Regions from separate parts of the Homo sapiens genome. Here region 1 is linked to region 2. The links are chromatin contacts, found by Hi-C or POLR2A ChIA-PET in ENCODE. All regions are on one chromosome and are shown on one strand. Each heading gives the region's core, a stretch centred on a gene start or an enhancer-like site at or near the end of the contact. The rest is flanking DNA. Distances are from core to core; before and after follow the strand shown.

The links. Hi-C counts contacts between places; a loop is a spot of excess contacts on that map. ChIA-PET counts read pairs that join two places held with the same protein, here RNA polymerase II (POLR2A). Pooled maps may share reads with other maps.
Region 1: POLR2A ChIA-PET joins it to region 2 with 11 read pairs in AG04449. The contact joins two enhancer-like sites. A Hi-C loop is called at or near these places in 1 of 168 maps with a recorded cell type or tissue (naive thymus-derived CD4-positive, alpha-beta T cell) and 6 of 50 pooled maps. POLR2A ChIA-PET finds 5 or more read pairs at or near these places in 15 of 52 experiments (AG04449, AG04450, B cell and 12 more).

The regions. Positions count from the first base shown.
Region 1 is chr22:20,512,811-20,517,614 of GRCh38, reverse strand. All of the region lies in intron 1 of MED15 (mediator complex subunit 15), which reads right to left. Among named protein-coding and RNA genes, the nearest start is that of MED15, 7.6 kb to the right of the region's middle. Within about 2 kb of position 2,419, at least 6 of the 41 ENCODE cell types and tissues checked have a DNase peak (open chromatin) inside an H3K27ac peak, as active enhancers do.
Region 2 is chr22:20,415,904-20,420,378 of GRCh38, reverse strand. It overlaps the pseudogene RNU6-225P. Among named protein-coding and RNA genes, the nearest start is that of SCARF2, 20 kb to the left of the region's middle. Within about 2 kb of position 2,043, at least 6 of the 41 ENCODE cell types and tissues checked have a DNase peak (open chromatin) inside an H3K27ac peak, as active enhancers do.

The DNA of each region.
Region 1 (4,804 bases), core at 1,170-3,669, 97 kb before region 2:
CTAGGAGGAGATAAGCCTTCAAACAAACCAAGTGCAACCTGGAAACTCCTCACCAAGCCTGTGAAAAGAGCAGCGGGGTGGGGGCAGTGAAAAGAGCAGGGTGGTGGGGGCAGCAGAAGGCCCAGTCTCCTTGGAGAACGGCTGCACTGCTCAGCCACGAAAAGGAAGGATCTTTTAGGTAGGCAAACAAACTGGACACAGAGCAGGGAGTAAGAACTGAGATTGTCTGAGGATCCACTGCCAGCTTGGTATGATGGAGCACAGGTCAAGGAACTGGCAGGCAGGTGCAGACACTGCACGAAGGATCAAGACTAAGAACAGAATCCACAGACAGTGGGCAGCCACTAAAACAGTCTGGGCATCAAAATAACTGGGGATGGCCAGGCGTAGTGGCTCATGCCTGTAATCCAACACTTTGGGAGGCAAAGGCAGGAGGCTCACTTGAGGCCAAGAGTTCAAGACCAGCCTGGGCAACAAACCAAGACCTGGTCTCTACCAAAAAAAAAAAAAATAAGAAAATTAGCCAGCATGGTGGCGCCTACCCTTAGTCCCAGCTACTTGGGAAGCTAAGGCAGGAAGATCACTTAAGCCCAGGAGTTGGCTGCAGTGAGCTATGATTGTACTGCTGCACTCCAGCCTGGGCAACATAACAAGACCCTTTCTCAAAAAATAGTAATAATAATTGTGTGGAGGTCAAGTACATGAGACAAGAGTTGATAATCACTGAAGCAGAGTGGTGCGTATATGGACATAGGGGTCTTTCTTCTATTTGGTTTTATGATTTAAATTTTTCATTTTGAATTTTTAAAAATTCATTAAAATTCCTTAAAATGTTTGCCCTCCAGATATTTAACAGAAATTACTGTCCTAAGGAATGCTTTAAAGGAGGCTAGTACCCCACAGCCCTGCCATGATAGTGGCAGGGAGATAATCACGTGGTCATGGTCCTTCCTACCTCGGGATGCCCAGCATGGGTCCTTGACTGGCCACAGCCACAGCATCACAAACACCAGTAATAGCTGGAAGACCTCTGGTCAGGGTGGATGTCAGGGCCTGCAACTGTGGTAGGCATGTGGGGTCACTTACAAAAGGGACCTGGTAGGGCTGGGGGTTAAGGTCTGGGGGGTACTGGTTGGCAGAGGCCAAAGATCAAAAGGGGCTTGCTGGCTGGCTCTTCCTCTGCTGTTAGGGTCCAAAAAACAAAAACAAATAAAAGGGGTTTGTCTGTCTTGTCCTGCTGTGGTTCAGCAACCATTCATTTATTTACTTATTTATTATTATTATTATTATTATTATTTATTGAGACGGAGTTTCGCTCTTGTTGCCCAGGCTGGAGTGCAATGGCGTGATCTCGGCTCACTGCAACCTCCGCCTCCCAGGTTCAAGCAATTCTCCTGCCTCAGCCTCCTGAGTAGCTGGGATTACAGGCATGTACCACCATGCCCAGCTAATTTTGTATTTTTAGTAGAGACAGGGTTTCTCCATGTTGAGGCTGGTCTAGAACTCCTGACCTCAGGTGATCCGCCCGCCTCAGCCTCCCAAAGTGCTGGGATTACAGGTGTGAGCCACCGCGCCCAACCTACTTATTTATTTTTAATTTTTTTTGTTTGTTTTGAGACAGAGTCTTGCTCTGTCACCGGCTAGAGTGAAGTGGCGTGATCTTGACTCACTGCAACCTCCGCCTCTCAGGTTCAAGCGATTCTCCTACCTCAGCCTCCCAAGTAGCTGGGACTACAGGTGTGCACCACTATGCCTGGCTAATTTTTGTATTTTTAGTAGAGACGAGGTTTTATTATCTTGGCCAGGTTGGTCTATATATTTTTTTTTTTTGAGACTGAGTCTCACTCTGTCGCCAGGCTGGAGTGCAGTGGCGCGACCTTGGCTCATTGCAACCTCTGCCTCCCGGGTTTAAGCGATTCTCCTGCCTCAGCCTCCCCACCGGGACTACAGGTGCCCGCCACCATGCCCAGCTAATTTTTGTATTTTTAGTAGAAATGGGGTTTCACCATGTTGCCCAGACTGGTCTCAAACTCCTGACCTCAAGCAATCCACCCACCTTAGCCTCCCAAAGTGCTAGGATTATAGGCGTGAGCCACTACGCCCAGCCTTCGTAAACTTTATTATGAGATTTTTTGGCAATTTTTTTTTTTTAGCTCGTCAGCTATCATTAGTGTTAGTGTATCTTATGTGTGGCCCAAAACAATTCTTCTTCCTACATGGCCCAGGGAAGCCAAAAGACTGGACACCCCTGATTTACAACATGTAGAGTAACTCTAAGCAGCAGTGGCCTCTCCTCTAGGTCTCATTTTCCTCATCTTATAAATGTGAGTAACATGTACATCTACTGACAAAGAAAGCATGAAGAGGGGATGAGTCAACATCTGTCAACTCCTGCAACAGGGCTTGGCATAGCATGCCTGCCGCACGTCAGCTGCTGTTGAGAAAGCCCTGAACTCCTGAGCAGATGACTGAGGGCTCAAGTCCCCTCAGGTCACTGTCACGACTGGCCTAGAGGCTCAACAACCACTTCCTATTTGCCCATCAGGAGCAGCCCTATGGGGCACTGGGGCTATGAAAGTGAAGAGAGGGACAGACAGGGCCCCTAGCCTCAAGGAATGGACATTCTAGCAATAGGTTATACACAGACACCTGTAAGCCAGTGCAGCCATTTATGTGACAACCAGGCTATGAAGCTGGAAAACAAGGGCTGGAGCTGCACCAGAAGGGCACAGAGCTGTGAGTGGGAAAAGCCACAGAAAAAGCTCCGCCAAGGCTGACTCACTGGCTTCTGCCTATGGCACGACCATGACCCACAGGCAGAATCTGGGCTTGCAAGTTTAAGGGCACTCCCTATCCTTCTGAAGACCTCTCCAGACCCTTGGAAGTTGCTGTTCAGTTGTATGTTTTGTTCCTTGTGTTGTCTTACTTGGAGCTCACGTCTCTCTGGAGGCTTCACTAGAAGAGGTGGCTGACCTGGCAGTTCCAGCTCCATTCCATGCTCCCCCTAAGCCCCTTCTGGCACTTCATCAGATACTGGACTGTCCTTCCCCAGCTGTGTCACCTCCTCTCTGTATTGTTTTGCCCAATGGACATCTATTTATTTCATCTTTATATGTGCAATCTGCTGTACAGAGGGGTGGGAGGGATAAAAGTCTCAAGAATAGGATCACAGAAAAACCAAAAAGAATTGAAAGAAAATAGCTGATAAGGTCCTTTTGTTCATTCACAGCTTAAATATTTTCTACAAACCTGTATGACAGGTGCAGCACTAGTCATTGCAGATGCACTCTTGTTCTCTGAGAGCCTATAGCCCAGAGACAGGCTCAACATTAACCCAGCAATCCCATGAGGAAGGTCCAAGCCCCAAAAAGGCCAGTTAAATTGGTTCTAAGGGTGGCTTATCCTGCAGTTTCTGCAGGGAGAGTAGATGTTCAATAAAGAGTCAACAAAGGCAAGCACGGTGGCTCACACCTGTAATCCTAGCCCTTTGGGAGGCTGAGGCAGGTGGATCACTTGAGCCCAGGAGATCAAGACCAGCCTGGGAGACATGGTGAAACCCTGTCTCTTACACAAAATACAAAAATTAGCTGGGCCTGGTGGCATGCGTCTGTAGTACCAGCTACTTGGGAATGCTGAGGTGGGAGGATCGCTTAAGCCTGGGAGCCAGAGGTTGCAGTGGGCCAAGATCATGCCACTGCACTCCAACCTGGAGGAGAGAGCAAGATTCTGTTTCAAAAAAGAAAATGCCAACATGAAGCTACTAACAATTTCCCAACTACCTCCCCACAGGCTCCAATAAGGGTCATCAATTTCCCTAACCAGGCTTGGGGTATTGGGGTATCACCCTTATTCTCCAAGACTATAGATCTCCTACTCCTGCAAGGGCACAGGAGGTGGTGGCAGGGAGCTCACCACTGAGTCCCAAGACCTCTGCAAAGGCTTGTACAGAGGTCTCTTCATTTTTCCCTTCTACCACACCTGTAAAACAGATTGGCTTTCTACCATTTCATTGATGAGGGACACGATTAAGAAAGGCTAGGCCAGGTGCAGTGGCTCACGCCTGTAATCCCAACACTTTGGGAGGCCGAGGCAGGTGGGTCATGAGGTTGGGAGTTCAAGACCAGCCTGACCAAGATGGTGAAACCCCGTCTCTACTAAAAATACAAAAATTAGCCAGGAGTGGTGGCGGGTGCCTGTAATCCCAGCTACTCTGGAGGCTGAGGCAGAGAACTGCTTGAACCCGGGAGGCAGAGGTTGCAGTGAGCTGAGATCGCACCAATGCACTCCAGCCTGGGCCACAGGGCGAGACTCCGTCTCAAAAAAAAAAAAAAAGAAAGAAAAAGAAAGGCTAACAAGTGTAACAAGTGGAGAAAGCAGGGGCTCCAGAGCTTCACAATGTACACTGGTTCAGGTAAAGAATACCACTGCACTGGAGAATCACTTGAGTCCAGGAGTTTGAGGCTGCAGTGAGCTATGATCATACCAACTGCACTCCAGCCCAAGTGACAAAGCAAGACCCTGTCTCTTAAAAAAATAAAAAAATAAAGAATACCACTGTAATACAAGAGGTGACCCGGCCGGGCGTGGTGGCTCATGTCTGTAATCTCAGCACTTTGGGAGGCCGAGGCGGGTGGATCACGAGGTCAGGAGTTCGAGACCAGCCTGACCAACATGGTGAAACCCCGTCTCTACTAAAAATACAAAAATTAGCTGGGCCTGGTGGCGCATGCCTGTAACCCCAGCTATTCGGGAGGCTGAGGCAGGAGAATCGCTTGAACCCGGGAGGCAGAGGTTGAAGGAACCG
Region 2 (4,475 bases), core at 794-3,293:
CCCGCAAGCCGCCCCTGACTGGCCATCAGGGTGGGGGACCTTCAGTGAGTATGACCCCTGGTTGTGTGCTCCTGGCTTTTGTCCGTTGGTGGCATAGTGACAACTTTATTTTGATTCTTTCAGTTTCATGGTCTGAACATTTGGTGGTCTCTTTAAACAGATTGGTGGTTTATAGACGTCTTGTCTCTGTTGGGTGAGAGACGACAGTGTGTGGTTTGAGAGTCTTTTCTGTTTGTTCATTTGTTTAATTGAGTTTAGTTAAAAATTTGGGCTAAGATTGGTGGCTCACATCTATAATCCCAGTGCTTTGGGAGGCTGAGGTGGGAGGATCACTTGAGGATAGGAGTTCAAAACCAGCCTGGAAAACATAGCAACCCCCATCTCTAAAAAAAAAAAAAAAAAAAAAAAAATTAAAAATTTAGCCAGGCACGGTGGTGGTGTGCACCTGTAGTCCCAGCTACTCCAGAGGTTGAGGTGGGAGGATCCCTTGAGCCCAGGAGTCTGAGGCTCACCACTGTACTCCAGCCTGGGTGACAGAGTGAGAACCTGTCTCTAAAAAATCCAAGAATTTGTCCCCAGTGGGAAGATGGTTTGGAGATGTGATCAGCCACATCCATGGATGGAGCTGTGCTGTCATTTAGGTAGGTTGGATTGGCTGTCATATGCATAGGTAAGCGACACACCCAACAGTTAGTATGCTTGAAAATAGGCCTGTTCCTTGGGTGGGGCTAACATGCAGAGGATTGGTAAAGCCTCCTGAGAGGGCGGTGGGGTCAGGGCTGGGGTTAGGAGGGCAGAGGTCAGGGCTAGGGTTAGGAGGGCAGCCTGTAAGAGTTGAAAACAAGTTAGTGAATTTGTGGTGGTTGGGCTGCCAGGGAGGAAGAGGAGTGGGAAGGGTGGGAGGAAGGCCTTTGACAGGGGTACAGTAGGAAGCAGGGTGTAGAGGAGTCAACCTGGGGCCAGTTCAGTTGTTGTGTGGACGGTGGACAGGGGTCATCTATCTTCGGGTGAGGTCATTGTCTCCATGAGTCCAGCTGCAGGGCTGAGGTCACTCACCTGGTAAAGAAGCTGGTTGGGGTGAGCTCCTGGGCCTCCCTGAGTCTGCAGTGACCTTCGCCCAATAATGGACCTCGAGACATAACCACAGCACTGTGGTTGGACAGTGCCAGTGAAGAAGCCATTGTCCTGCTGTCACATTGGGGATACCGTAATTCCAAAGCTGCCTGCTGCACACACCCCACCAGAGGTATTCCAGCGGCTGCTTCCTATTAATAGTCTGACGTGCATTGTGAGGGGCAAAATGTGCACACATGACACTCATTCGAGAGCCTCAGCAGTGGGCATTCCAATTACACTGCTGCTTCCCGTGTGTGTGTGTGTGTGTGTGTGTGTGTGTGTGTGTGTGTGTGTGTCGGGGGGGCTCCTTTATGAGTTAATTTTTTTTCTGAAACAAAAAAAATTGCTTAAATTACTTATTTGGCCAGGCGCAATGGCTCACGCCTGTAATCCCAGCACTTTGGGAGGCCAAGGAGGGTGGATCACTTGAGGTCAGGAGTTCAAGACCTGCCTGGTCAACATGGTGGAACCCCGTCTCTACTAATAACACAAAAATTACCCGGGCGTGGTGGCGCCTGCCTGTAATCCCAGCTACTCACTGCAACCTCCGCCTCCCGGGCTCCAGCGGTCCTCGTCCCTCAGCCTCCCGGTATTTGCTGGTTTTAGAGGCGGAGTCTCGGCAGGTCGACCCGGCTGGAGCGCAGAGGCTATTCCCAGGCGCGATGCCACTACTGACGCGCTCCGTTTCCAACTGGGGCTGCCTCGCCCCTCCCTAGGCGGCCTGGTGGCAGAGGCCACCATACTGATGCCGGCTTCAGTGAGGACCTGGATCGGCACAGCGCACTGCAGCGCAGAACTCCCGGTCACGCGATTCTCCTGCCTGGGCCTCCCGAGCAGCTGGGACCGCAGGCACGCGCGGCGCCGGCCCTTGGAGCTCAGAACCGCCTTTCGGACTGCATCCGGCACCAGGCAGCCAGCGGCTAGTGGGGGCCATGGAATCGTGCTGCCATCTGGCGGCTGGATGGGTAGCTGCTGCTTTTTTTTTTTTTTTTTTTCTTCTTTTTGAGGCACGGCCTCACTCTGAGGCCCAGGCTGGACGCAGTCACTCAATAACCGCTCACTGCAGCCTCCATCCCCCGGGCCCAAGACATCCTTCCATCTCAGCCTCCGAAAGTGCTGAGATTACAGGTGTGAGCCACCGCACCGGGCCGGTGCCACCTTTTTTTTTTCTTTTGAAACAGAGTATCCACTTTATCGCCCAGGCTGGAGTGCAGTGGCGCAATCTTGGCTCACTGCAACCTCTGCCTCCCAGGTTCAAGCGATTCTCCTGCCTTAGCCTACAGAGTAGCTGGGATTACAAGCGCGTACCACCAAGCCCGACTAATTTTTGTATTTTTAGTAGAGACGGGGTTTCACCATGTTGGCCAGGCTGGTCTCGATCTCCTGACCTCAAGTGATCTGACCACCTCGGCCCACCGAAGTGCTGGGATTACAGGCATGAGCCACCACGCCCGGCCGGTAGCATCTTTGAAGAGCCTAAACAAGTGGGGGTAACAGCCTGGGGGAACTTCGGCGCAGTTCTGTTTGTGCGGCCCGGTGGGGCCTGCTACGGGGATGTGGTGTCCCAGGCCCAGATTATCCCCCAAAGTAGGCATAGCCAGGTGAGGACAGCCAGAAGTCAGCGACAAATACTGTGCAGTTCCATGTATGTGGAGTATCTAGAGGAGTCAAATTCGTAGAGACAGGCGGGGCGAGGTGCCTCACGCCTGTAATCCCAGCACTTTGGGAGGCGGAGGTGAGTGAACCACCTGAGGTCAGGAGTTTGACACCAGCCTGGCAAAAATACCAAAAATACAAAATTTACCAAAAATACAAAAATTAGCCGTATGTGGTCGTGTGTGCCTGTAATCCTAGCTACTTGGGAGGCTGAGGGAAGAGAATCACTTGGACCCGGGAGACAGAGTAGCGGTGAACCAAGATTGCGCCACTGCCACGGCACTGCACTCCAGCCTGGGTGACGAGCAAAACTTTGCCTCAAAGAAAACAAATGAACAAAAACAAAACAAAACAAAAAAATTAGCAGGGCATGGTGATGTGTGCCTGTAGTCCCAGCTACTTGGGAGGCTGAGGCAGGAGAATCGTTTGAACCCGGGAGGCAGAGGTTGCAGTGAGCCGAGATCACGCCACTGCACTCCAGCCTGGGCGACAGAGCAAGACTCCATCTCAAAAAAAAAAAAAAAAAAGAAAAAAAATTCTGTAGAAACAGAAGGTGGAACCGTGGTTACCACGGGCTGGGAGGTATGGGAATTAGTGTTTAATAGGAATGCAGAGTTTCAGTTTCGGGTGATGAAAAGATTCTAGAAATAGATGGCAGTGAATGTACTTAATGTCACTAAACCGTGCACTTAAAAATGATTAAAATAGTGCTCGCTTCGGCAGCACATATACTAAAATCAGAACGATAGAAGTTTCTCATGGCCTCTGCCCAAGGGTGACACGCAAATGTGTGAAGCGTTCCATATTTTTATTTTTATTTTTTATTATTTATTTATTTATTTATTTTGAGACGGAGTCTCGCTCTGTCACCCAGGCTGGAGTGCAGTAGCACAATCTCGGCTCACTGCAAGCTCTGCCTCCGAGGGTCATGCCATTCTCCTGCCTCAGCCTCCCGAGTAGCTGGGACTACAGGCGCCCGCCACCACGCCCGGCTAATTTTTTGTATTTTTAGTAGAGACGGGGTTTCACCATGGTCTTGATCTCCTGACCTCATGATCCACCCGCCTCGGCCTCCCAAAGTGCTGGGATTACAGGTGTGAGCCACCGCACCCAGCCAAAGTGTTCCATATTTTTAAACAGATATATAGACCAATGGAACAGAACAGGGACCTCAGAAATAACACCACATATCTACAACCATCTGATCTTTGACAAACCTGACAAAAACAAGAAATGGAAAAAGGATTCCCTGTTTAATAATGGTGCTGGGAAAACCGGCTAGCCACAAGCAGAAAACAGAAACTGGACCCCTTCCTTATACCTTATACAAAAATTAACTCAAAATAGATTAAAGACTTAAATGTAAAACCCAAAAACCGTAAAAACCCTAGAAGAAAACCTAGGCAATACCATTCAGAACATAAGCATGGGCAAAGACTTCATGACTAAAACACCAAAAGCAATGGCAACAAAAGCCAAAATTGACGCATGGAATCTAATCAAACTAAAGAGCTTCTGCACAGCAAATGAAACTATCATCAGAGTGAACAGGCAACCTACAGAATGGGAGAAAACTTTTGCAAGCTACCCATCTGACAAAGGTCTAATATCCAGAATCTACAAGGAACTTAAACAAATTTACAAGAAAAAAACAACCCCATCAAAAAGTGGGCAAAGGATATGAACAGACACTTCTCAAAAGA